2 separate regions of the Homo sapiens genome follow, and region 2 is linked to region 1. A link is a loop called in an ENCODE intact Hi-C map of the cell type or tissue named here. Cell type or tissue: ovary. All regions are shown on one strand. Links, peaks and the distances in the headings refer to the core of each region. The heading gives the core; the rest is flanking DNA.

Region 1 (8,000 bases), core at 1-8,000:
AGACCTAGGAGCAATCACCCTGTGATTCTCCCTGTGCACACATTGTGTGCAAGTTAAATTAAAAAAAAAAGACCTGGACTTTACCCTGAAGAACTTGATCTCCCTCATGCACCCTAACACATCCATCCAGTCCCATGTGCCAGTAGGGCTGTAGGGAGCACTAAGTTTTGTTTACAAAGCAGGATTCTAAAAGTATAAGTCATTTATTTAACAGATTGTCCTTCAATTTAAGTTAGTCTAATGTTTTCTTATTTTTAAATTCGGTTATGCATTTTTGGGAGGGATATCATAGAAGTGATACTGTGTCTTTCTCAGTGCATGATATCAGGAACTACACATTGCCTGTTCATCTCATTACTAGTGAGATTAACTTTGATCTTTTGTTAAGGTGGTGTCTGCCAGTTTCTTCAACGTAAAATTACTGTTTTTCTTTTTGTAATTAATACGTGTTTTTGTGGGGAGACCCCTTTCAAACTGTGTATTTTTTGCCTGATTATTACTAACATTGTCAAATGGTGATTTTTTTTTTCACTGTTGTTGCCCAGGATGGAGTGCAATGGCACGATCTTGGCTCACCAAAAACTCCGCTATCGGGGGAACCTGCCCCCGATAATTCAACGTAGGTTCTTTTCTATTTCCCTAAGTGTCTGCTGGTCTGAGAAATAAAGGGAAAGAGTACAAAAGAGAGAAATTTTAAAGTTGGGTGTCCGGCGGAGACGTCACATGTCGGCAGGTTCCATGATGCCCCCTGAGCCGTAAAACCAGCAAGTTTTTATTAGCAATTTTCAAAGGGGAGGGAGTGTACGAATAGGGTGTGGGTCACAGAGATCACATGCTTCAAGGGTGACAAAAGATCACAAGGCAGAAGGTCAAGGCGAGATCACAAGGTCAGGGCGAAACTAGAATCACTAATGAACTTCCATGTCCTGCTGTGCATGCATTGTCATTGATAAACATCTTAACAGGGTTCAAGAGCAGAGAACCAGTCTGACTAGAATTTGCCAGCCTGGAATTTCCTAATCCTAGGAAGCCTGGGGGCACTGCAGGTGGCCAGGGCGTGTTTCATCTGTTATCTGCAGCTGCATAAGGCAGACACCCCCAGAGCAGCCATTTTAGAGGCCCCCCCCCCGGGAATGCATTCTTTTCCCAGGGCTGTTAATTATTAATATTCCTTACTGGGGAAAGAATTCAGTGATATTTATCTTACCCGTTTTCAGTAATAAGAGAAATATGGGTCTGTCCTGCCCGGCCCACAGGCAGCCAGACTTTAAGGTTATCTCCCTTGTTCCCTGAAAATCATTCTTATCCTGTTCTCAAGGTGCCTAGATTTCATATTGTTCAAACACACATGCTTTATGAACAATTTGTGCAGTTAACGCAATCATCACAGGGTCCTGAGGCAACATACATCCTCAGTTTACAAAGATGACGGGATTAAGAGATTAAAGTAAAGACAGGCATAGGAAATTATAAGGGTATTGATTGGGGAAGTGATAAATGTCCATGAAATCTTCACAATTTATGTTCTTCTGTCACGGCTTCAGCAGGTCCCTCCATTCGGGGTCCCTGACTTCCCGCAACACTCCGCCTCCTGGATTCAAGTGATTCTCCTGCCTCAGCCTCCCAAGTAGCTGGGATTACAGGCATATGCCACCACACTCAGCAAATTTTGTATTTTTAGTAGAGATGGCGTTTCTCCATGTTGGTCAGGCTGGTCTTCAACTCCTGACCTCATGTGATCCGCCCACTTTGGCCTCCCAAAGTGCTGGGATTATAGGCATGAGCCACTGCACCGGCCTCAAATGGTGATTTTTTAAAATTCCACAATTCCTTCTCCATTTATTAGTTGACATTCTCTTCAGAAGAGCTTTCCCTTATTCCTAATTCATGTATTCATGCATACACACACACACACACGCATACACACACACACACACACACACACATATCAATTAGAACCTATGGATTCTTGGCAGCTTTTCTTCCCTATGGGTTATAATTTATTATTTATTTTGTTGCTCAGGTTTTTTTGGCCAGGAAATAAAAGGCAAAGAAAAACTAAAGAATTGTTCCAGGTTTGGCCAGGTGCAGTAACTCACACCTGTAATCCTAGCACTGTGGGTGGTGGAGGTGGGCGGATCACTTGAGCTCAGGAGTTCGAGACTAGCCTGGGCAATATAGCCAAACCTCATCTCTACAAAAAAAAAAAATTACAAAAATTACCCGGGCATGGTGTTGCATGCCTGTAATCCCAGCTGCTTGGGAGGCTGAGGCAGGAGGATCACTTAAGCCCAGGAGGCAGAGGTTGCAATGAGCCAAGATCATACCACTGGGTGACAAAGTGAGACTCTGTCCCCCAAAAAAAAAAAAAATTGTTCCAGGTTAAATGAGACTAAAGAAATTTGACTTGATATAAATGTTCTGAAGCAAAAAAAGAAAAAAATTGAAAGCTAATCCTGGACCATAATTTTTTTCCTTTTGCTATAAAGGCTGTCAGTGGTATAATTGGTGAAATTGTAATATGGTCTGTTCATTAGATGATAGTACTGGATTGCTGATAAATTTCTGACTTTGATAAGAGAATATCCTTGTTTTTTAGAAAATACGTATTGAAGTATTTAGGAACAAAAGGGCATTATGTCTATAATTTACTCTCAAACTTGTGTGTGCGTGTGTGTTTGTGTGTGTGCACACGCACATGTGTGTGGAGGATGGGGAAAGAGAGAATGAGAAAGGAGAAGCAAGCATGGTAACATGTTCATATATGGGAAAACTGAGTGAAATATATGCAGTGTATCAAGAATTCTTTGTCTTTTTCTTGCAAATTTTCTTTAAGTCCATAATTACATCAAACTGTTTTTTTGTTTTTTTTTTTGAGACGGAGTTTCACTCTTGTTGTCCAGGCTGCAGTGCAATGGCACGATCTCGGCTCACTGCAACCTCCACCTCCTGGGTTCAAGCAATTCTCCTGCCTCAGCCTCCCGAGTAGCTGGGATTACAGGCATGCAGCACGACGCCCGGCTAATTTTATATTTTTAGTAGAGACGGGGTTTCTCCATATTGGTCTCGAACCCCCAACCTCAGGTGATCCGCCCGCCTCGGCCTCCCAAAGTGCTGGGATTACAGGCATGAGCCACCGCGCCCGGCCCACATCAAACATTTTAAAAGTAGAATTTGTCAGCCTCTTATGAGCAATTCCCTTTAAGAATTTTCATTTTCAGATCTTGGGCCATATCTTCTCCCACTTCCTCATCTGGAAGGCGAATGATCACGGATTGGGCACTAACATTATACTTTTTCAGGGGGAAAAAATGGCAAAGAAGGAAACATTATTATTCACATTTCCCCATTCCACACTGTTAAGTCCAAGATATGGCTTTACTTCTAACTCAAATCTGTGATTACTTGTCATTAGTTATTTGGACTCAATTTTTCTGGATGTGAAAATGGGGTCCCGCTGGAAATCAAACTTCTGTGTGCGGAAAGCCCATCACAGTTACAACTGATAGCAAGCTGAACCTTTCCTAATGAAGCAGGTTGGCTAAATTGTCACATCTTCTGAGTAGCCACTAGGTGGTACTCATTGCTACAGCTTTTCCTCTTTTCCAATTCGGAGAATTAACATTGCTCGGAGAAATAACATTGCCCGTCAACTATTTATGGATGCATAATATCTCTGATTATTATACAAGGCAGTAAATATTACACGTCTTCTGAGAAAAATGGCTTGACCTGGTAAAATGCCTATTGACAGGCAGAAATTCAGTATTCGCTATTTGTAACTTTTTAAATTGAAGTGCATAGGTACAGAAAAGAGCAAGAAGCAACCTTAAAAATTTTCTAAATTAGAATCTAAATTTGGTTTAGTACCTATTCAACACTCTCTCCCCATACAAACACTCTTTCTCCCTCATTAATTCTTACATCTGTGAATTTTGTACTCCATCCCATGAGATGAGGGGTACTTTCCCACCATTTTATGAAACCCAAACCGAGTATTTCTAATACCTCCGATGTTCATAGTTAGTAGCCCATATTATCAGCCTATCAACCTGAATTATTCTAAAAACACATTTTATATTCATTAAACAAACATTATTCAAATTCTACAATGTATAAAATACCTTGCTAGGTGTCACGGTTTCTTTTATCTTTATCTTTTCTTTTCCTTTTTTTGAGACAGGGTCTTGCTGTGTTGCCCAGGCTGGAGTGGGGTGGCACTATCATAGCTCACTGCAGCCTCAAACCTCCTGGGGTCAAGTGATCCTCCCATCTCAGCCTCCTGAGTAGCTGGGACCACAAGTGCATGCCACCCCTTTTTAAATTTTGTGTAGAGACAAGGTCTCACTATGTTGCCCAGGCTGGTCCTGAACTCCTGAACTCAAGCTGACCTCCGCTGTTAGCCTCCCAAAGTGTTGGAATCATAGGCGTGAGCCACCATGACCAGCAGTGTCATGGTTTCTATCCTTAAAAAGTTCTATTGAGGAAGACGTGTCCCAGAATGAACTTGATGTAGCAGAATGAGCATGAGCACTGCAGCCAGACAGATCTAGGTTCAAATCCCAGCTCTGCCACTTACAGTATAGACTTGGGCTCTGAGTCTCAGCTTTCTCATCTGTAAAACTGGGAATATAATACCTTTTAGGCAACTCAATAAGTAGTTGAGTAGCTTCCCAATAAGTGTTTGTTGGTTGAACCAACAGTGGAAAAATGAAAAATAACTATAATACTATAATAAAGGGTAGAAATGAAATAAGTGAATCATTTTCTCTTCTTGTCTTTTTTTTTTTTTTTGAGATGGAGTCTCGCACTGTCACCCAGGCTGGAGTGCAGTGGCGTGATCTCAGCTCACTGCAACCTCTGCCTCCCGGGTTCAAGCTATTCTCCTGCCTCAGGCTCCTGAGTAGCTGGGATTACGGGCGCCCGGCACCATACCTGGCTAATTTTTTGTATTTTCAGTAGAGACAGGGGTTTCACCATGTTGACCAGGCTGGTCTCGAACTCCTGACCTCAAATTATCCACTTGCCTTGGCCTCCCAAAGTGCTGGGATTACAGGCTTGCACCACCACACCCGGCCAAGTGAATCAATTTCAAACTGAGTAAAGCATCATTAATCCATGTTTGACCCATCACAGCAATGTCATCAAAATAGTCAAGGACAACTTATATTTAGTAAATGTTGGAAAGAGGCTGGAATATTCCTTAGTCCAAAGAGAACAATACATTCATTCAAGTCTTGGGTAAGAGAAATAAAGCCAGTCCTTGATTGACCTAGCAAGCAAGCACAGTTTACCAGGAACCCCTCCCTACACAGCGTGAAGGTAGAAATGGTGCTGGCAGAACTCAGTCTCTCTAATAAGTCATCCGTCGAGAGCATCAGATGGGCATCAGGCATGGAGGCTGCAGGAATCTGAATCTAAAAGCAGGGCAGAGGAAGCCCAGGGTTGTACATGGGGTGATGATTTGGCTCATGTGTCTTTCTCCCCTTTTCTTAACCCACCGATGATAAGCAAACTTTAGCATGCATCAGAATCACCTGGAAGGCTTTTTAAAACACAAATTGCTGGCCAAGTACAGGGCTCACTCGTATAATCCCAGCACTTTGAGAGGCTGATGCAGGTGGATCACTTGAGTCCAGGAGTTCGATATCAGCCTGGGCAACGTGGCAAGATCCTGTTTCTACAAAAAAAATACATAAATTAGCCGGGCATGGTGGTGTGCACCTGGGGTCCCAGCTACTCGGTGAGAGATGAGAGGTCAAGGCTGCAGTGAGCCAAGATCATCTCAAAAAACAAAAACAAAAACAAACCAACCCCTAAAAAACATGGATTGCTATAGGTTTAGGTGGGGCTCAACAATTTGCATTTCTAATAAGTTCCAAAGTGATACTCGTGGTCATGGGACCACACTTTGAGAACTGCTGCCTTGACCTGTTGCAATCAGACAAGCAATCAGTCCTACTTGTCTTCAATAGAAATGTCAAGAAGGCAGTGGGTTTCCCAGTATCTATTTTGGTGATTCCAAAATAGAGAGTAGAAAGAGAAAAAAGCTTCCAGAGGGCTCTCAGAACTTCCCAGGGATCTCAAGATGACTTACAAACTACACAGAACACTTAGGACACCTGCTTCCCACTCCAGGGGAAAATCACTGAGTTCACTGTCCATGTGAACCACTGGTAGTTATGTAAGGGGATCACATCCCTCGGGTGCATTATTGCAGAAGAAAACTGAAAACAACTTAATGGGTCGGGCGCAATGGCTCACACCTGTAATCCCAGCACTTTGAGAGGCCAAAGCGAGTGGACTACTTGAGACAGGAGTTTGACACCAGCCCGGGCAACATGGCGAAACTCTTTCTCTGCTGAAAATACAAAAATTGGGTGTGTTGGCACACACCTGTAGTCCCAGCTACTCGGGGGACTGAGGCAGGAAGATCACCCGAGCCTTAGGAGATCAAGGCTGCAGTGAGTCATGATCGTGCCACTGCCCTCCAGCCTGGGCGAGAGAGTGAGACCCTGTCAAAAAAAAAAAAAAAAAAGAAAGAGAGAGAAAGAAAGAAAGAAAAAACAAAAACAAAAAACTTGATGATCTTTCCTGGTGTTTCCCTCCCCCTACATCCCCACTAGTTTCTATTCTCTTCAGGTAATAAGTATCGTAGTTTGACTCTACAGTCAAGAACCAGCCTGTTTAACTGGAACGCCTGGTTCAAAGATTTCCGAATCTGACAGAGGCTCAACATATCCATTTCATCATCACCCTTCTCCAAATCAGGAGAAAGAAAGGACAAGACTAGACACCTATTGCCTCAAAACACCTATTACGTGTCCTGTGTTAAGTGCTTGACATGCTTATTTCATTTAATCCTACTACAGCCTTATGCGGTGGGTGCCAATATTATCCATGCTTTCCAGTTTTGGAGAGTTTAAGTAAGTTGCCCAAGGAAAACAACTAATGGAGCCAGGATTAAAATGCAAATCTGTCTGCCTCCATAGTAGACCGATTGTGTATCACTCCCAGAATTATCCCAAGAGATACATGTTACAGAGGGTGGCCAAGTCCAGTGGGTCATCCCAACACTTTAGGAGGCCAAGGCTTGAGGATCACTTGAGCCCGGGAATTCATAGAGCAGCATGGGCAAAACTGGGAGACCTTGTCTCTACAAAATATTTTTAAAATTAGCCAGGCTTGGTGGTGGGCACCTGTGATCCCAGCTACTTGGGAGGCTAAGGTGGGAGGATCGCTTGAGCCCTGGAGGTTGAGGTTGCAGTAAGCAGTGATCGTGACATTGCATTCCAGCCTGGGCAACAGAGTGAGACACTGCCTCAAAAAATAAAAATAAAAAGTTATAGGGGAGAAACTTTAGCTACATAAAAGGCAGTCCTTCTTCACCACTAGTACTTTCAATTATGAAATGGGCCACTTCACAAACATCCTTTTCACCACTGGGCGTGTCAGCAAAGGATTGTCAGCTGAAGATCATCTGAGGCTCACATGGAGGGGGTTCTAGGGCTGGCCTTCCCAGCTCCTTTCTGTAAGATACAGTAAAAGAGTGGAATTGCCCTTTGTATTTCATAAGGTGACACTAGACCAGAGTGGGGAATGAGTCAGGATTTGACTCAGTATGTCAAATGCCAGTACGTCACTACCATTTTAAGGCAGAAATGGGCTCATTCCAGGAAATCTTTGGAGACTGGATGATAACTACATGAGAATGTGCGAAGGGGTTTCAGAGACTAGGTGATGGTTTCATGTCAAATGTAGAGAGTATCTGATTTTTTTTTTCTTGGACAGAAATTAAATTCTTCTGTACACACTATATCATGCTTCTTAATCTTGTTCTCAGATCAAATTCACAATTGCTCAATAATAACAACAACCACCATTATTGATACATTATTCACCAGGCTTTATATACATTTTCTCCCAGGATCCTGAAAAATACCAATAAAATAGGAATTACCATCTCCATTTTATACAGATAACTCAGATTTAGAATGTTG
Region 2 (11,330 bases), core at 1,524-9,523, 230 kb after region 1:
ATCTCATAGTGAACCACCCGCTCTGGTTCTTTGGAGGGATCACCGCCTCGTTCCAGGTACAGATTATTGTAAGGATACTGCTTTGGTCCCTACAGAAAAAAACACAGGTCAGCAAGAACATACATTCAGTCAATACCTGGCTACACCCCACTCTGAGTTAACAATCACGCATGGTAAATGGGTACACAGTAGCCTCTGGTCAGACCCAGCTGGGCTAGGAAGGCAGGAACAGCACTCCTCTTCCTCACTCAGCCCAAGGCAGAGAGAAAGCCTAAATTGTAAGAGAAGTGGTGCCTACACTGTGAGAGAGAAGGAGAAAGGGGGAGGGAAGGGGGTTAGGGAAAGGAGGGGAAGGGAGGAAGACAGGGAGGGAGGTAAAGAAAGAGAGAAGAGTGTGTTAGAGTCAGAGGCAACACTTTCTAAATGAGACGATGCATCCATCCATCCCACTCTCTCTCGGGGTCGAGACAGACTCAATCTCCTTTAAGTCACTCAGCCTCTAATGGTTCCACCACTAAAGTGGCCCAGCAAATGAGGCGTGCAGCAGCAGTGGTGGGGGAAAGCACAGAGGAGACAAGGCTGGGACGTGCTTTAGGGGCTGCTGGCTTTACCAACAAACAGCTGTCAGAGAACACAGCTCAAGGGGAGGAGAAAAGGGTGATGTGCTTACAGAACTGAAAAATGGAAGAGCCACACTGTTCCTTGCTCTCCTGAAGTGAAGTTAGTGCTCACCCTAGCCCTACGTGCATTCTCCAGCATGGAGCCCCTGGGGCTTGGTAGGAAGGCTCGTGTCAGTGCACACAGACATACCAGCTACCTTCAGGACATTGATTGTCTCTGCAGAGGTAGCACTGGGCAGCCAACTGCAAACACAGCAGCCTCCCTGCTTTCAGCTTCTCTCCTTCCAGTACATCCTGGAGACTACTCCTGGATTAATCTTCCTAAGAACTCAGCATTCATTATGTCACTTTTCTGTTCGAAAACCCAAAATGGCTCCCTGCCACCTAGAGGCAGACCAAGTCATCACTGTATCCCCAACCGCTAGCACAGTCTGCATCTGGTACATAGTACAGGCTCCATAAATATTTGTTCAATTAATGCTTTATTACACCATCAAGTCCAAATCCCTTAGCAATGAAATAAAAGCTGCCCAACCTAACTGACCAACTTACCTCACAATATTTTTTAACACAGTGATTTCCAAATCTAGGTGCACATCAGAATTACCTGGGAGCTTGTTAAAAATACCGCTTCTGGAACCCTACTGTGATGCTACTGAATTAGGAGCACCAAGAAGTGGGGCCTGGGAATCTGGGTTTTTAGCAAGTCTCCAGGAAACCAATGCAGCCGGTTATTTAGGAACGATTCTATACCTCTATTCTACTCCAGCTAACTCACCCTCCTTTTCCTTCATTGTTTTCTTTTTTTTTTTTCGAGACAGAGTCTTGCTCTGTTGCCCAGGCTGGGGGGCAGTAGTGTGATTTCAGCTCACTGCAACCTCTGCCTCCCAAGTTCAAAGGATTCCTGTGCCCCAGCCTCCCAAGTAGCTGGGATTACAGGCACGCACCACCATGCCTGGCTAATTTTTTTGTATACTTTGTAGAGACGGGGTTTCACTATGTTGCCCAGGCTGGTCTTGAACTCCTGAGCTCAAGCAATCTGCCCACCTCAGCCTCCCAATGTGCCGGGATTACAGGCGCAAACCACCATACCTGGCCGCCTTCATTGTTTTCTCTTGCCCCAAATGTTTTCTCCAACTTCCCACCACCCAAAGCGTGTGTGTGTGTGTGTGTGTGTGTGTGTGTGTGTGTGTGTGTGTGTGTTAGCATCTAGGTAGCCCTTCTCCTTGACAGTAACTCATACCACTAAGCACATACGTGTGTGTGTGTGTGTGTGTGTGTGTGTGTGTGTGTGTGTGTGTGTGTTAGCATCTAGGTAGCCCTTCTCCTTGACAGTAACTCATACCACTAAGCACATACATTCACTATACACATATATACACATAGATTGTACAGAATTCCCATATATCTGTTCAAATGTTGCTCATGTAACTTATCTAAATTTTCTTAACTAAACTTCCTTAAAGCTAGAGAATTCATTTTCTATGTCCTTTACATTCTCCAAAATGTAAGTCTATGCCTGTAGTAGACTCTTAATTGCTTCCAATATACTACAGGACGTGCCCTTCACAAGTCCAACAAAGGATAAGATTTTCACTCAAGATTCCTTAACTCTACTGTGAAAGATCACTTAATGAAATATTGTTAATAAATATAATCCCCAAATGGCAACTCTGGTGACTAGCTGGTTTCCACACACTCATTGCTCATCTAGTCTTCAAGTGTATCTACTCACCCAGACTGGTCCAAGAAGTAGGGGTGGAGAAGTGCTGTGGTACTTGTGGCAGGCCAATGGGTCAAGGCCCTCCTATCTTCCTATCTCCTAAGACTCCAGGAAGCCAAGCTTGGTATTGACTGGATTCCTACCCCAGAGACTTCACTCCCTCAGGAAATGGGGCTAAGCAAGCGTGCCTAAGGGAGCACTTCTCGGATACTCACCACAGGCTGGTAGACAGGGTACACGTCCCCCACCCAGCACATGAATATCATGAAAGCCAGGAAACCGAAGAGCTGCATACACATGACATGCCAAGAAACAGGTGTGGGGGATGTATCCACACGGTTCCTGTTGTACATGTCTAGGTGCCAGTGCATCTGAGGCAGAAAGACAAATAGCTGTCACATACTACTCTTCCTGCAAAATGCAGGCAAGTCCCCAGTGATTAGAGCCTGATACAAGGCTAGACAGAAGCATTCTACTGCCCTGGGACAATATGCTGAGAACCAGGTCTGAGGCACACTGCCCTACAGGATTAGATGCTGGCCTCTGTCTAGGTTCTGCTGAATAGGGACAGCTCCATCATGGAAGTGCACAACTTTCACAGTACAGAGTTTCATGATTCCCAGACGTCCCATTCAGTGTGCCACATGCAATCTCAGATCTCACATCACTGGACCTTGCTTCCTTGAGCAGGAAAGCTTAGTGTTACTTGGTCAAAGAAGTGCCATCTGAGCTAAAGAATCGCCAAGAAGACAAAGAGAGAAGGAAGGTCAAATGAGATATGGTTCTCTTACCGGTTCACCCCAGTTCAACCTCAGGCCCGGCTGGTCCCAGCTATACCATGGATCTCTCTCATGCTGTGAGCGGTCAGGGAGCTTCGGGTAGTCGCCATACCTGAAAGACAGCAAGAACTTCTGGAAAGGGCTGTGAGCAGCCTCAGACAATTCAGAGTCTCCTCATCTTATAGATGAGAAACAAAGTGACAGAGATAACTGCCTCACCTAAGGACAAAGGAACTAAACCTCAAGGCAAGAGCTCAAGTTCTAGTCACTAAGCACAGAATTAACCATAGAAGTCCACACTGTATTTAAAAGTTCATGGCAAACTCTGAAATATTTTAATGTACATAAGCCTTCCCTGGGCCAGGTGTGGTGGCTCATGCCTATAATCCCAGCACTTTGAGAGGCTGAGGTGGGCAGATCACCTAAGGTCAGGAATTCAAGACCAGACTGGTCAACATGGTGAAACCCCACCTTTACTAAAAATACAAAAATTAGCTGGGTGTGGTGGCAGGTGCCTGTAATATCAGCTACTCAGGAGGCTGAGGCAGGAGAATCACTTGAACCCAAGAAGTGGAGGTTGCAGTGTGCCCAGATCGCACCATTGCACTCCAGCCTAGGCAACAAGAGTGAAACTGTCTGAAAAAAACAAAACAAAACAAAAAAACCCAGCTTCCCCAAACTTCTTTCAATAAAAAGAAAAAAAGTCACACAATCGTGTGATATTAGAGATGAAAGGGAATTTAGCAATCAATTACAGTCATGTGCCACATACCATTTCAGTCAATGACGGACAACATACACGAAGGGGGTCCCATAAGTTTATAATAAAGCTGCCCTATACATATGTACCATTTTTTATCTTTTTCTCTTTTTTGAGACGGAATCTTGCTCTTGTTGCCCAGACTGGAGGGCAATGGCACAATCTCAGCTTACTGCAACCTCCACCTCCCGGGTTCAAGCAATTCTCCCGCCTCAGCCTCCCAAGTAGCTGGGATTACAGGCACCTGCCATCACGCCCAGCTAATTTTTGTATTTTTAGCAGAGACAGGGTTTCGCCACGTTAGCCAGGCTGGTCTTGATCTCCTGACCTCGTGATCTGCCTGCCTTGGCCTCCCAAAGTGCTGGGATTACAGGCGTGAGCCACTGTGCCTGGCCCATTTTTTATCTTTTATAGCATACTTTTATGTACCTTTTCTATGTTTAGATACACAAATACCATTGTGTTACAATTTCCCACAGTATTAAGTATAGCAATATGCTGTACAGGTTTGTGGCCTCAGAGCAACAGGCCATACCATAAAGCCGAGGTGTGTAGCAGGCCATACCATCTAGGTTTCTGTAAGTACACTCCTAATGTTCATACAATGAGGAGATAACCTAACAACCCATTTCTCAGAATGTATCCCTGTTGTTAAGTGACATATGACTGTACTCTGATTCCCTCATTAGATAGAAAATGAAAAATTAAAGTTTAGAGTCTGAATCCAAAGTCACCCAGCTAATTGGAATAAAAACAAAAAGGGTACAGATTAGAAAAGCACTCTTCTCGTAATAACTGTGTTCTTGACCACCCAGTTGGCATTCATCTCTGCGTCTCAAACACCTCATGGGACCTCTTGCTAAGCTGGGTTTTCCCCAACAAATCCAGGTTCATCTGACACTGGCTTCGAACAAGGCTGCTCTTGTCCACAACATAAGAAAAAACAGGAAATGATGACAACTAGACATATGCTACAGAAAATGAGTGTATAACAAGAAGAATAGAAGTTGCTGAAACCAAGATTGAAAGAGTGACATTAGGACAGGAAATAAAGGCGATGATAATCACTTCAGATAATTAACCATTGGGATGTTATGTGGGTATGGATACGGAAGAGTGTGGAAGGGATAGGATAACATCAACTGGAGTACGTAAGGGGGCTGGCTGTTTAATCTGCTTAATAGTTGCTACGATTTCCACAGCACTAACAGAAAAACATTTTTTTTAAAGAGACATACACACAAATATAGAGTACTCCGTTTACAAATAAGATTCTCATGACAGGAGTCCAGCTCCAGCCTGGTCACATGCCTGGATGACAGCACCTGAGCGCAGCAGATGCTCAATCTAAATGAAACTCGACGCTCTGGATAGAGCCAAGGAAGGCTCCTGCTATTCGGGGGTCCTCGAGGGAGCCATTAAAACCTCGGCTTCCTCATTTGAGGAAACAGCCTGAGCCAAGGAGAAAATTGAAGTCCTCTCAGCTGCAGCTGCTCACCCACCCCCCTCCCACCTCCCTCCACAGAGAAAAGCACCCACTCCATTGACTCTGAGGGGTCACGAGAAGGTTCGGGAAAAAGGGTCACAGTCAAGCCACCCAACCCAGCCGGCCTTCTCCCATCACTACTTGGGTGCGAGCATACCCTCTCTGTCTCACCCCATGCCATCATCCGGGTAAGGTTCGTAGTCTTCCACACGCATATTATACTTCTTGGCGGCGGCGGCCCGTTCTTCTGGGGTCCTAGGATAGGGCCCCGGGAACATGTCCTTGGTCATGTGGGAGGCTAGAACGCAGAAGAGAACAGGTCAGAAGCGAGCCCGCTCTCCAGCCGCTCCGAAGGCTTCAAGTCGCAGGGGCTGCAGAGGTCCGAGCCCGGGACTTCGCAGGATCAGTGCGATCCTCCACCCCATTTTCTGGATATATCAACGCCACCTCCACTCCCTACCCGGAGGCTGCCGCCGCGGCATCTACGATCCCCCCTCCCGATACACCAAATTTCAGGTACCCCCTTCCCACACTGAGGTCTCGCCCGTTCTCGCGGACCTGTCCGTGCGCCCAGCGGCATCACGTTCCGGGATGCCCTTTGCAGCCACTGGACTCCCAAGACCCCGGCCCTGGCCACCGCCATCTTCACCTTCTTCACGTTTCCCTTCTGCACATGCGCAAAGGCCTGTCACGGCGGCTGAGCCGGGCCAAACGTGACGGAGGAAGCCGGGAGTGAAGAAAAGCCGAAGGGTTCAACAGGGGCGGGGTTTAAATACGCAGTTGGGAAGCCAAGGGTTGGATAGAGGCTGGGAAGGATAAGCGGGAAGAAGGGAAAACCAGGCAGGTCTCTGACATTTCAGAATGTTGTGTCCTTTTTCTCCCTGAGCTGACTTAGACCCATCCAGGGATGATGGGAACTCGGAACCTGAGCAACTCAGGTAGACAGCTTAACCACCTCCCCCAGGAGCTGTACTAGTGAAATGAGCCTGTCTTACTCTCTTCTCTGGCTGCTTGCTTTCCTCTCCTTCACGGGCACTTCCTTCCATCCCCAAACATGATCATTCTTCAAATTCACCTGTTGGTCTTGCTTGTTGTTCTGTTCTCCAAATGGGTTGATCTTCACTTAGACGCCAGTGCAACACACAATTCGGCCCTGAATTGGCTCCTTAGTTTCAGTCCGTGTTTCCATCTGCATGTCTCAGTCACCTCAACCCAACAAATGTAAAATTAAACTTATCACCAGAGGCAGCTCTCCAGAGACAGCTTAAAGCCTCAGAGTTGGTAGGACTTGGATAAAACAAATTACAAACCGGCCCATAATGAACAAACTAACTCAACAGAAGAATTGGAGACATTATTATGTTTGCATATGAATGTTTTCACTTGGGATTTGAATAACTTACACATTATAAATATGCACGTATTTCCAGTGACTTTTCAGGTGACCACTGTTTTGGAGCAGAACCTATTATTATAAACATTCTCAAGTATATATCAGAGCAATAAAAATGCATATAAGCTGGGAGCTGTGGCTCACACCTGTAATCCCAACACTTTGGGAGGCCTAGGTTGGAGAATGGCTGGAGACCAGGAGTTTGAGACCAGCCTGGGTGACATAGTGAGACTTCGTCTCTTTTTTTTTAAGTTATAAAAAGTAAACAAATATGGATATATACTATTTAATATATAAATTTTGGGAAGGACTACACAGCAACTTGCTGTCTTGTAAATGACATCACTAGTTGATGTTCAGAATAATTGCACAACATCTGCATTCAACCAATAGCAAACCCTGATCCAATTTAGGTCAAGAAACAGAGTTGATCTAATTTATTTATTTTTATTAAGATATTATTCACATACCATAAATTCACCCTTTTAGGCCGGGTGCGGTGGCTCACGCCTGTAATCCCAGCACTTTGGGAGGCTGAGGTGGGAAGATTACTTGAGGTTAGGAGTTCAAGACCAGCCTGGCCAACACAGCAAAAACCCATCTCTACTAAAAATACAAAAATAGCTGGGCATGGTGGTGTACACTTGTAATCCCAGCTACTCAGGAGGCTGAGGCAAGAGAATCACTTGAACACAGGAGATGGAGGTTGCAATGAGCCGAGATCACGCCACTGCACTCCAGCCTGGGTGACAGGGTGAGACTGTCTCAAAAACAAAAAACAAACAAACAAAAACAAAAACAAAAAAACCTTTTAAAGTGTACAGTAGTTATTTTTAGTACATTTACAAAGTTGTGCAATCATCATCACTATCTAAAACATTTTTATTGCTTCCGAAAAAACCCATACACATTAGCACGTTGCCCCTACCTCTACCCACTGGCAACCACTAATTTACTTTCTGTTTCTATGGATTTGCCTATTCAGACAGTTTATATAAATGGATCATGCAATATGTGGCCTTTTGTGTCCATTTTCTTTCACTTAGAATAATGTTTTCAAAGTTTGTCTGTGTTGTAGCACATATCAGTACTTCATTCCTTTTTGGGCTGTATAATATTCCATTATATGAATGTACAGTACAATATTTTATTTATACATTTATCAGTTAATGGACATTTGAGTTGTTTCTGCTTGTTTGGCTATTGTGAATAATGCTGCTGTGAACATTCTTGTATAAGTTTTTGTCTGGATGTATGCTTTCTATTCTTTTGGTTATATGCCTAGGAGTAGAATTGCTGGGTCATAGGGTAACTCTGTGGTTTAACTTTTGAAGAACTGCCAAATTGTTTTTCAAAGCAGCTGTGACATGTTACATCCCCATTAGCAGTGTGTGAGAGGGTTTCAGTTTCTCCACATCTTTATCAACACTTGTTATTGTCTCTTTTTAGTATCACCATGCAAGTGCCTGTGAATGGTACTTCATTGCAGTTTTCATTTGCAGTACCCTGATGACTAATAATGCTGAGCATCTTTCCATGTGCTTATTGGCCATGGTATACCTTCTTTGGAGGAATATCTGTTCAAACCCTTTGTTCATTTTTAAATTGGTTTGTCTTTTTATTGTTGAGTTGTAAGGATTCTTTATGTATTCTAGATACAATTCCCTGATCAGATACACAATTCATAAATATTTTCTCTGACTCTGTAGGTTTTTTTGCTTTTTTACAGTATCATTTGGAACCCTGTGTTTATCAGGAAGGGGTGTTGGGGTTTGTCAAAAGCTTTTTCTGTGTCTATTGAGATGATCATGTAGGGTTTTTTCTTTTACTAATATAGTGTATTATGTTGATTATAAATATTAATCAATAAAATATTGATTACTACATGGTGTGTTATATTGATCATTCTGAGATGTTGAACTGACCTTGCATTCCTGGAATAAATCCCACTTGGTCATAGTATATAATTCTTTTATATGGTGTTACACTGAGTTTGCTAGTATTCTGTTAGGATTTTTGCATCTATATTCATAAGAAATATTGGTCTATAGTTTTCTTTCTTTCTTTTTTTTTTTTTTTGAGACGGAGTATCGCTCTGTTGCCCAGGTTGGAGTGCAGTGGTGCAATCTCGGCTCACTGCAAGCTCCGCCTCCCAGGTTCACGCCATTCTCCTGCCTCAGCCTCCTGAGTAGCTGGGACTACAGGTACCCGCCACCATGCCCGGCTAATTTTTTTGTATTTTTAGTAGCGACAGGGTTTTACCGTTTTAGCCAGGATGGTCTCGGTCTCCTGACCTCGTGATTCACCCGCCGTGGCCTCCCAAAGTGCTGGGATTCCAGACATGAGCCACTGCACCCAGACCAGTGTTAATTTTTTAAAAAATGTTTGGTAGGATTCATCAGTAAATCTATCTGGTCTTGAGCTTTTCTTTTTCTTTTTCTTTTTTTTTTTTCCTGAGATGGAATCTTGCTCTGTTGCCCAGGCTGGAGTCAGTGGCACGATCTCAGCTCACTGCAACCTCCGCCTCCGGGATTCAAGCGATTCTCCTGCCTCAGCCTCCCAAGTAGCTGGGACTACAGGCGTGCACCACCATGCCTGGCTAATTTTTGTATTTTTGATAGCGATGGGGGTTTTACCATGTTGGCCAGGCTAGTCTCGAACTCCTGACCTCAGGTGGTCCCCCCGACCTCGGCCTCCCAAAGTTCTGAGATTACAGGCATGAGCCACTGTGCCCAGCCTTTTCTTTTCTTTTGAGACAAGGCCTAGCTCTGTCTCAAAAGGCTGGAGTGCAGTGGTGCAATCTCAGTTGACTGCAACCTCCACATTCCGGGCTCAAGTGATCCTCCCACTTCAGCTTCCCGAATAGCTGGAACTACAGGCGTGCCACCATGCCTGCTAATTTTTTTTTTTTTTTTTTTTTGGCTGGGGGGATTTGGTAGAGATGGGGTTTCTCCATGTTGCCCAGTCTGGTCGCGACCTTCTGGGCTCAAGTGATTCGCTTGCCTCTGCCTCCCAAAGTGTAGGGATTACAGATGTAAGCCACCATGCCCAGTTTCTGGGCTTTTCTTTATGGGATGTTTTTGATTCCTAATTCAATCTCTTGTTACAGGTCTATTCAGATTTTCCATTTCTTCTTGAATCAGCTATTATAGCTTGTGCCTTTCTAGGAATCTGTCCATTTCATCTAGGTTCTGTAATTTTTTGACATACAATTGTTTACAGTATGTCCTTATATGCTTTTTTTGGGGGGTAAAGTCAGCAGTAATATCCCTGTTTCATTACTGATTTTAGTTCTTTTAATCTTCTTGATCTTAATTAATTTATTTATTTTTAGTAAGACAGGATCTTGCTCTGTCATCCAGGCTGGAGTGCAGTGGCATGATCATGGCTCATTGCAGCCTGCACCTCCCAGGCTCAAACAATCCTCCTACCTCAGCCTCCCTAGTAGCTGGGACTACAGGCATGCATCAACGCACCGAGCTAATTTTTAAAATTTTTTGTAGAGATGAGGTCTTGCTATGTTGCCCAGGCTGATCTGGAACACCCAGGCTCAAGTAATCCTCCTGCCTCAGCCTTGAAAAGTCCTGGGATTACAGGCATGTGCCACCATGCCTGGCCTAATTTATTTTTAATTCCCAAGGTTATGAATTAATACATTCTTGTAAAAATTCAAACATTCAGCCTGAGCAACATGGCAAAACCCTTTCTCTACAGAAGGAAAAAAAATTAGTCCGGCATGGTGGTGTGTGCCTTTAGTCCCAGCTACTTGGGAGGCTATGGTAGGAGGATTGCTTGAGCTGGGGAGGTGGAGGTTGCAGTGAACCAAGATTGCATCACTGCACTCCAGCCTGGGTGACAGAGTGAGACCCTAGCTCAAAAAAAAAAAAAAAATTCAAACACTGCAGATAAAATGAAAGCCTTGATTGCCCCCTGCAGCCTCAAACACTTCCACAGAGGTAGCCCTATTATCGGTTTGGTGTAGCATGGTTACTATGTAGCATAATTACATAGTTAAGCCAGTGCATTCATTTCTATTACTGCATAACAAATTACTGTAAATTTAGCAGCCCAAAACACCAATTTATTTTCTCACATATTCCATGAGTCCAGGTACTGGTTGGCTGAGTCCTCAGCTCAGGGTCTTATCAGGCTGAAATCAAGGTGTTGGCTGGGTTAGCGATCTCATCTGAGGCTCCGTGTGTGTCCTTTCCCAAGTTCAGTGGTTGTTGCCAGAATTCAGTTACTTGCATTTGTAGGATTAAGGTGCCCACTTTCTTGTTGGCTGTCACCCAGGAGCCTTTCTCAGCTCCTAGAGTCCACCTGCCATTTCCTGCCATATGGCAGTTTGCTCCTTCAAGGTGAACAGGACAGCTGTGCTGTGGCTTCAAATCTCTTAGATTCTGTCTCTGACCTCTAGCCCTGATTTAAAGGGCTAGAGTGATAAGATGAAGCCCACCAGGATAAATCACCTCTTTTTGACTGCCTTAAAGTTAATTGATTAGGGACTTTAATTACATCCTTGTCATATAAGCTAACCTAATTACAGGAGTGATGCTCTATCATATTCAC

The links. Peaks named below come from ENCODE experiments on the same cell type or tissue, not always from the same donor. Only the 100,000 strongest peaks of a DNase experiment are listed, where the experiment ranks them.
Region 2: it touches region 1 in a loop (2.9-fold over the local background); 8 of 110 quality-filtered maps call a loop at or near these places.

The regions. Positions count from the first base shown.
Region 1 is chr10:100,300,336-100,308,335 of GRCh38, forward strand. The region is part of intron 2 of PKD2L1 (polycystin 2 like 1, transient receptor potential cation channel); the gene reads right to left. Among named protein-coding and RNA genes, the nearest start is that of BLOC1S2, 18 kb to the left of the region's middle. In ovary, for the core only: a CTCF peak has its summit at 3,573 (motif pointing right); no DNase peak of the experiment used is centred there.
Region 2 is chr10:100,523,841-100,535,170 of GRCh38, forward strand. NDUFB8 (NADH:ubiquinone oxidoreductase subunit B8) reads right to left here and starts at 6,031. Exons shown (of 5, transcript NM_005004.4): 1 at 5,927-6,031; 2 at 5,540-5,666; 3 at 3,135-3,234; 4 at 2,559-2,714; 5 at 1-89. The coding sequence starts at 6,011. RefSeq lists enhancers at 4,726-4,895, 5,738-6,320, 6,454-6,503. In ovary, for the core only: no CTCF peak of the experiment used is centred there; DNase peaks (open chromatin) are centred at 5,676 and 6,051; H3K4me3 peaks cover 2,002 bases; H3K27ac peaks cover 1,858 bases.